Regions from separate parts of the Homo sapiens genome. Here regions 1 and 2 are each linked to region 3. The links are chromatin contacts, found by Hi-C in ENCODE. All regions are on one chromosome and are shown on one strand. Each heading gives the region's core, a stretch centred on a gene start or an enhancer-like site at or near the end of the contact. The rest is flanking DNA. Distances are from core to core; before and after follow the strand shown. Region 1 holds the start of DPY19L1 (dpy-19 like C-mannosyltransferase 1). Region 2 holds the start of KLHL7-DT (KLHL7 divergent transcript). Region 3 holds the start of JAZF1-AS1 (JAZF1 antisense RNA 1).

Region 1 (2,700 bases), core at 118-2,617, 6.9 Mb before region 3:
TCATAAACTAGACAGGGTATGAGGGAGTATTAATTAGCATGGCAAACACCCTCCCTTTACAAAATAATCCACTGTCTCTTAAAAAGGCTAACAATGAACGAATGCTGGTATTAGTAAAGAAATCACTGGGCAAAGAAACAAAGAGCGAGAAAGCCACGTGAAGTCCCTGGAATTACAATAGAGATAAGCAGAACGATGGGCCTTGATTTACAACATTGGGACTTAAAGACAACTTTTTGGAACAAGCCACTGGGCACGGCCAGGAAAGGAACCTCCCAGTTGTAATCCATGCTGTTGTAAGACTGTGTGCAAAGAATGCAGGGGTGGAGGGAGAATTGGGATCTACCTGGGTTTCTAAATTTTCCCGGGTTTAATTTACTCGTGCATTCTGCTATGTAAAAGAAAACATATTTTCGACTAAAATCTCCTATCTTATCAACGCCAAGTTTTCCTGCTTCCTATTAAGCAACAAGGTTACAGCAAGTGTAACAAACTGAATGTACTTATTGATGATCTTTCCTGCTCCAGCCAATCCATCCTATCACCTTCAGCCTGGCTCCTACCCTGGTCTTCAGTTTACACTTGTGCCTCGTCCCTTATCAGCTCCCCATGAGATTCCAGGCTGCTATTTTAATACTCTGTTACTATCTTAAATCGGGTCGCACCCGTTCTTCTTGTCGGTGAGTGAGGGGCTGCGCTCCAAGTTGCGCGACCACACTGCGGGGAGTAAACGGAGACGGTGACTTGATTGCCACCCGCGCGCTTCACATCGGTGGGGCCGACCAGGCGCCCAGGGCGCACGCACAGCGCCCCTAAGTGGCCGCTCCGGGCGCCTTCTCCCTGCCCCGCCGCGTCTCGCCTGCGCGGGCTCCAAGCGCAGCCTTAACAGGCTCCGAAACTTGAATCAGCGCCCCGATCCCGAGAGGGCTCTTCCTTCGGCCCCATCACTCCCACAATGGAAGGGCGGCCGCCTCCGGAAGGCCGTCCGCCCCCGCGTCCTCGCACCGGCCGAGCCCCGCGCGGGCGCCGAAGAGGTGTGGGTAGCCGGGCGCCAGAGGGGTCGGGCCCCGCCTGCGCCGGAAGTCCGCGCGTGCGCGCTGGCCGGCCTGGAGCGCGCGTCCGGCGCAGAGGGGCGGCGGGGGCGGGGCCGCGGCCGCTCGCAGGGTGTCCCCGCCCCCGCCCCCCGGCGTTCCGCGGTCGCCGTGACAACCGGAGCGGCGGCAACGGCGGCGGGCTAGCAAGTCCGGCGCCGCCTCCCGGCGGTACTGCCAGCCAGGCAGCAGCCGCCCGGCCTCCACGATCTCCCCGCCTCCCGGCCCGCGGGGAGGGACGAGCCCGCCCTCCACCCTCCGCCCGCCCGCCCGCTGGAGAGTGAGCTGCGCCCAGCCGCCCAGCCAGCCCGCCGTTCTCTGGCCGCCGTCCGGGCGCGCGCAGCGAGCGGGCGCGACTATGCCAAGATGGTCCTGCAGGCGCGGAACAAGCACCGGGAGGCGGCTCCCAAGCCGCCCCAGCCACCCCGCGCCTCACAGTCGCCGCTGAGGGGGGCGTCGGACGTCGGCGCCGGGGAGCCGGGGCCCGAGCGCGCGCCCCTGTCCCCGGGGCGCAAGGGCGCCGCGGGCAGGAAGGGGCCCCGCGCCGAGCCCGGCGCGCCGCCCGCCGGGGGCGGCCTTGGGGGGCGCCTGGCCGCCCGGCTGCGCTGGGCGCTGGGCCTGCGGCGCGCGGGGCGCGGCCGGACCTGGACCACGCTCCTGTTAGGTGAGCAGCCCTAGCGCCGGCGCCGCCGGGACGCGGAACTTTGAGGCGCTGGCCCCCTCCCCTCCCCTCCCCTCCCCTTCCTTCCCCTCTCCTCCCGCTTCCGCCGCGCCGAGCCCCGCCAGCCGGACCAGCCAGTTTGCAGCCCTCTCCGACTTTTTCTCTGGGACATTCTTACCTTCTCCTCCCCGCAACTCCCTGGCTCAGCTCTCCTCGCACGCTTCCCACCCGCGCTCTGCCTGGGCTTTAAAAGAATGGCCCGGGGATCAACAGCTGCCCGGCCTGGCCGCGGGCAGCAGGTCTGCGCTAACGAGACTTGAGCGCTGCTGATTGGTACGACTGGCCGCCTTCCCGTTATCTCGGCCTCTGACCGCCAGGATGGTTTGCTTTGGCTTGGAAACGATTCCGTGGAGCTCAAAGCAAACGCACGTTCCATGTCGTAGAGAGTTGCTTAAACTTATAATTAAATTTTAGCGTACTTTTTTCTTCCTGGCCGCAAACGCCGCTGGTGGCACTTTATTTGTGATTCCCCTCGACACGTCACTTTCTAGGTTGTGTTGTGTTTGGGGCGCCCGAGCCTTAATCCTCCCTGCTGCCCTTGGAACCTTTGGTGAGGAGGGCTCTCCTCCCCTCCCTCTGCCATTTACCAAATGGATGATGTGTAATGATGTGCTGAAAAAAAAAAACAAAGTTGACGCATTCGTATGTTTCGGACTGACTTCAGGTTTCCTCTGTTTCCTGGTTGAATTTTGATAAGGCAAGTTGTAGCAGTTTGGATAACAGGCCTAATTTTTCTAAGTCAACTAGTGAAATGCTGTTACATTGCTTTTTTCTATATGCCTCAGTGGGCTTTTCGCTACTGAACTATTTAATTACTGTTGATTTATCCCTTAGTATATTTTCAGATTCCCTTGGTGACTCAAAGTTCCCTTAGCCAGGAGTTGGGGT
Region 2 (2,700 bases), core at 74-2,573, 5.1 Mb after region 3:
AGTTACACATAACTCACATCCTGCTTTGTCCCCTTGAAACAGGATCCCAGTCAACAAAACCCAAACATTCCCACAAATCTACTTAGATGTGTATTATCTATAAATAAAGCTTACAGAAAGGAAAAAGTGACTTTCTATGCTTATCGGTGTAGATGTTATGGAATTAAAAAAAAAAAAAGCCTCTTTGTTTCACCTTCGCCAGCGTTAAAATCCGTTCTTTTCATAACCCACCTTTCGCCGATGTGCTGCAGAATTTCACGAATGCACCACACACCAAGGACAGAACAAAGAGCTCCTCTTAATAACAGAGGCGCACAGTGCCCTTAGAAGATGGCATGGTATTTATCGATGGCTGCTTCTGCTCTAAATTAGCACGAACAGGAGGACTCCTCTTCAACTAGCTCCACCGGGGAACACAGGAGGGGGCGGGGATCCTTATTTAAGAGCAGCTGATGTCAGGCCAGCAACTCTCCTCCCTTTGGGGGCTTCGGTTTGGGCTATGCCAACGGGTTTCTTCACACAAGATCTCACGGCACCTTAAAACGGCTCGCCAATGGAAGGATCCTCGCCCCACAAAGAGATAACTAGGGCAGAGCTGTTACACAACCGATACCCGACGGCGAAAGCCAGCCTGAGGAGTCCCCCAGGAGTCTGACTTGGGAGCTACATCCTCGGCAGACGAGAAGCACTTTTGCTCGAGAATTGTTTTACGCGCCCCTCTACCAACTGCGGAATCGCTCGCCTGCGAAAACGGAAGGAGGGGCGAGGACAGAGAAAGAGGGGCGCGATCCACAGGGCGCGGGGTTCCACCCCGGGAACCAGGGGCCCGAGCCCCGGACCACCTCCCACCGTCGTCCGTCACTCCCACAGAGGCGGTACCTGTTTCCGCATGTTATTCATGACGCCCATGAAACCCGCCAACAATTTAGCTTCTTCCCGAGCAGCAAGTTTCTTCTCGGTCTTCTTCTTGCTGCTCTTCTCCACCCCAGAGGCTGCCATCCTCCCTCAGCTCGGTTCACGCCCGGGGCTCGCCGGGCCGGGCGAGGGGTCGCACTCTCTGGGCACACTGGGGATTCTATCGACCAAACACGGCGATCGGCAGTGCAGCTGCAGCGCCCAGCTCTGGAACGCGCGGCAGGCGGCGGTGGCTCGGCCACTGCCGAAAGACAAGGCCGGGCGGCCCCCTTAGAAACGCTCAGGGAGCGACGCTACCAACTGGGCTGCGTCCCCGGGCAGAACCCGAGCCCTGCCCAGGAGCCTGCGCACTTCGCGCAAGGAGGCGGGGGCACTATGAGGAGAGTCAGGGGCGGGGCCTGACACGTCACAGTGGCGCGCCGTTCCGAGCAATGAGACTGCAGGCACAGGTGCGGCCGGATTCCCTGTCGCTGTCCCGCGCTGAGTGAATTTTGCCTCGGAGCTGGTCCGAGGTCGCGCCTGCTCTTTTGTGTGCCCAAGGCAGATTTCCAGGTTTCGGTTACGTGATTATCTTTTTTTTTTTTTTTTTTTTGATAATTGGGTTGTGGAACATGCAAAGGTGTCTCCCATCAGTGTAAGGCTTCATGGGACAGGGTCGGTGTTCAGTGCAGTATCTGAGCCTGGTGTATGGTAGGCGCTCAATAAATATTAAATGATGAAAGGATATTACTGCAAGTTAAAGTCATGTTACACGGAGCACAAGATTTATTTTCGTGGGATTCATAACGCAAGAGCACACAGTCCCGTTGGTGTCTCCTTGGCGTGCAATGAATGTCTGCCTAACTAGGCTGGCTTACTGTGTGTTTACAACTGAAATCAGTTGTCAGTCGGTTCTAGAAATCTTCAGTTAGGCTTCTCTAAGTGTTTTACGGGAACACGGAACTCAATCACAGCCCTCATGGAAATGTTTTTTGTAACCATATTCTTTCTACTGTATAGTAATATACAGGATTATTTGAAATTGTACATTATTTAACATTATGAAAACTTTATATCTCATTGGTTTTCCTCCTCGGTCTATATAGGACTATACAGAGACATTTTATGTAAAATAATTTACACCATTGAGGCTTTTTTTTTTTTTTTTGGAGGCAGGGTCTCGGCCCTGTCGCCCAGGCTGGGGGTGCGGTGCAGTGGCTAATCATAGCTCACTGAAGCCTCAGCACTCCTGGGCTCAAGCAATCCTCCCATCTCAGCCTCCCAAGTAGCTGAAACTACAGGCGTGCAACACCACTCTGGGCTAAGTTTTAATTTTTAAATTTTTTTGGTGGTGGTGGTGGTGGTGGTGGTGGTGGTGAAGAGGTCACACTATGTTGCCCAGGCTTGTCTCGAACTCCTGGTGTTATGCAATCCTCCCGCCTAGGCCTCCCAAAGTGCTGGGATTACAGGAATGAGCGGCCAGGCCTGGCCCACAGTATACTTTTCTTGTTGAGGACAAACCATATAGCATAATCCAGATGAAAGAGCAAGCTATATATACGCCTCAATTTTTACAAAAGAGTAAGATACTTATGTCTCTGTACTCTTTATCTTTCTTCTATTAATCTAGAGGTTCTCAGATGTGCCTCTATTTTAACTAGTTGATTTGGGGATTTCAGGTGAACCCTGGCAATAGGAATAATTTATTGTTAATAAAATTATAAATGAGAAAATTTTTCATTCACTTTATTAAATGACCCAGGACACTGAAGAAAAACGGAATAAATTTTTTTCTTTTTTTTTTAA
Region 3 (2,700 bases), core at 88-2,587:
TAAACTGCTGATAATGTGTAATATTTCTTAGACACCTGGAAAAGTGCTACTGGAAAATACACACTTTACAGAAGAAATATGACTGCAACTGGAGGAGGGGGTGGGGACAAGAAAGTAATTGATTCTCAGCAAAATGCTGGTTTTCAGGGAAGCTACTAAATTCACCTTAAGTGGTTACCTGGTCAACATTATGCTTTAAATGCTCACAGGATGAAATCGCTTCCTTTTTAAATGAAGAGTCACTATGTCCCTTGCCGTTGTTTCCGCTCCTTCTAGCCTTAACCAATGCACTGTCCTTTCTGCAGTGGCTGAAACGAGGATGGGTTAATTACCAGACCTGAGATGGTGGAGTGGGTGCAGTAGGGTGCTGTAATTTCGGGTGATGAAATTATTTTAGTTTTTGTTTTCCTAGAAGGAGCAGGGAGTATAAAAAACGTGGCACATATGTAAAACACAGGCAAATGCACTTGACAACCAAGCACTCTATTTTGAAATTTAAATAAAGCTAAGATTTTTTTCTGGCCTAGAGGGAAAGCTTCATTAAAATCAATTAGTTAGTACAAACCTCCGGAGAATGTGTACTTTTTCTAAAGAAGGTTTAAAGAAGAAGGTGCACACAATTACCTTTCCTGGGTCCCCTGTGAATGTGTCACACCTAGACAGGTGGCTGAGTACAAAAAAATGTCCCTGAGAGGGACCAGGGTAACTCCCTGAGTTCTCCTCGCAGGGAGGTAGGTGTAATTAATCGATGTGGGTGTATTAAGAACGTCATATACATAACCAAGGAGGCTCCAAACAGATGGCACGGATGGCAAGCCGTAAAGGGCAGGCCTAGCGAGATAAAGTTGGTGGCAGGGCTCGCAGGTGAGGCCTGGGTCCGCGCGCTGAGGTTGGGGCCGCACAGCTGTAGCCGCGCGCCCTGGTCCCTCCTCCCAGCTGCGGCGGCCTTCCCCCCCCGCCCCCGCCCCCGCCCTCCCCCCGCCGCTCCCGACGCCGCCGCCGCAGCCGCCGCCTCCCCTCTGCCTCCCGGTGGCTCCTCGCTCTCCTTCCATCTCTCTCGCCCCCTCTCCCTCCGTCCCGTCCTCGCCGCTCCCCTCACCCCGCCTCTCTCCCCCTCCCCCAGCCCCTCCTCTCCTCACCCCACCCGGCCTCCCTCCCTCCCTCGCCCGCCCGGCGCTCGCAGAGCCGACACCAGGGGGGCTCTCGATGTAGCACCATGACAGGCATCGCCGCCGCCTCCTTCTTCTCCAATACCTGCCGATTCGGGGGCTGCGGACTCCACTTCCCCACCCTGGCCGACCTCATCGAGCACATCGAGGACAACCACATCGGTAAATGGCCCGGGGGTGGGCGGGGGTGCCAGGCGCGCGGAAACTCCTGCCCGGGCGGGGAGCCCCGGAATGGCCAGGGGTGGCCGGCGGGGAGGGAGGCGGCAGGGCGGGGAGGGCGCGTGCGAGCCCCGAGGTGGGGGTGGCGGGATGCGGGGGCGCGAGGTGCCGGGGGGCGGGGAGCGGGCTCGGGTGGGGGAGGGGGCGGGCGCCCCGAGGTGCCGCGGGCGGGCGGGCGGGCGGCTGGGGGACTCAGGGGCGTGCACGCGGGCTGCGAAGTGGTGGGAGCGGGGAGCGCCGCGGCGGGGCGGCGGGGTTGCGGCGGCGGGGCCGAGTGCCGGCGCGCGGGGCGCGGGGCGGAGGGCGCGGCGGGCGGCGGGAGCTGGGCGCTGGGCAGGGTCGCGGAGTTAGTTGGCCCGGGTGGTCGGAGTAGCCCGAGGCGCTGAGGGCAGCGGGGGGCGGGCGCTGCACGCCGCCGGGCGCTTCCGCCCCGGCTCGAGCTGTCAGGGCTCGGCGGCGGCTGCAGCCGCGGGGAGGTGGAGCGGGGGGGCGGGGGTGGCTCCACCGCGGCAGCCATTCCGCTTCCTCCTCCCGCCGCCGCCGCCGCCACTGCGTCCTGTCAGCGCCGGTTGCTAGGTGTGGTGCGTCGGGAGGGGGCCGGGGCCGGCGGCCGCGGGCGGGGGCCGGGGAGCTTGCCCTCTCCCTGGGAGGCGGCCGAGGGGCCCGGGCGGGGCCGGGGACGCGGGCCCGGGGGCTCTGGGTGCCCTCCCCTGCCCCGGCCTGGCGCGGACGCCCGGGCGCTGCGGGCTGAGGTCTTGGGTGCGCCCGCGGGCCGCGCCCAGCGCCCCGGGGTCGACGCGCCCTGGAGGCCCCTGCGGCGGCGCCCGCTGGAGAGACACCCCCAGGGCCCATGGCCGGGCATTTAAATGCACCCCGGCTCTGCGATTTGCCTTTCTAATGGTGCTAGGCCCGAGGTGCGCTGGCTGCGCCCTGGGATCGGCGGCGGCCTGCGCAGCGCCCCGGGCCCGGGAGACGCCGGGGAGGGGGCGCCCCGCAGGGTGGCTGCTTTCCCTTCACGCCTGGACCCCTGGACCTTTCAACAAGTCCTCTGATTTGCAGAAGTCATTGCACACATTTTCACACTTCTATTCGGAACCCCTGCTAAGGGAGGTGGGCCGGGTGCATCTGGCTTAGGCGGTCCAACCACCTGCGGAAGGTGTGACCGACGCCAGCGAGTTGTCCTGCGTGGGCTAGAAGGTGAAGGGTCCGAGCGATGTCCCAATGGGGCTGTCTAATCCAGAGAACCTGTAAATTGCCCCCAGGAAGTCCAAATGAATGCCATGGATTCAGCCATGTGGATGCAGCTCACGTT

Evidence for each region. Hi-C counts contacts between places; a loop is a spot of excess contacts on that map. Pooled maps may share reads with other maps.
Region 1: a loop to region 3 is called in a map of CD8-positive, alpha-beta T cell, with 24 times the contacts of the local background. The contact joins the promoter of DPY19L1 here to the promoter of JAZF1-AS1 in region 3. A Hi-C loop is called at or near these places in 2 of 168 maps with a recorded cell type or tissue (CD8-positive, alpha-beta T cell and naive thymus-derived CD4-positive, alpha-beta T cell) and 3 of 50 pooled maps.
Region 2: a pooled map shows a loop between it and region 3 (13-fold over the local background). The contact joins the promoter of KLHL7-DT here to the promoter of JAZF1-AS1 in region 3. A Hi-C loop is called at or near these places in 5 of 50 pooled maps.

The regions. Positions count from the first base shown.
Region 1 is chr7:35,036,152-35,038,851 of GRCh38, reverse strand. It overlaps DPY19L1 (dpy-19 like C-mannosyltransferase 1), which reads left to right and starts at 1,367. Exons shown (of 22, transcript NM_001366673.1): 1 at 1,367-1,755. The coding sequence starts at 1,458. LOC105375228 (a long non-coding RNA gene) reads right to left here and starts at 2,066. Exons shown (of 3, transcript XR_001745162.3): 1 at 1,931-2,066. RefSeq lists an enhancer at 528-757 and silencers at 808-1,477, 1,508-1,677.
Region 2 is chr7:23,104,326-23,107,025 of GRCh38, reverse strand. It overlaps KLHL7-DT (KLHL7 divergent transcript), which reads left to right and starts at 1,323. Exons shown (of 3, transcript NR_046220.1): 1 at 1,323-1,467. It overlaps KLHL7 (kelch like family member 7), which reads right to left and starts at 1,241. Exons shown (of 11, transcript NM_001031710.3): 1 at 880-1,241. The coding sequence starts at 999. RefSeq lists enhancers at 295-374, 80-1,066, 855-1,134, 1,255-1,444, 1,067-2,053.
Region 3 is chr7:28,179,094-28,181,793 of GRCh38, reverse strand. It overlaps JAZF1-AS1 (JAZF1 antisense RNA 1), which reads right to left and starts at 1,337. Exons shown (of 4, transcript NR_034097.1): 1 at 1,255-1,337. JAZF1 (JAZF zinc finger 1) reads left to right here and starts at 999. Exons shown (of 5, transcript NM_175061.4): 1 at 999-1,331. The coding sequence starts at 1,217. RefSeq lists a silencer at 1,805-1,924 and enhancers at 1,779-2,278, 2,279-2,700.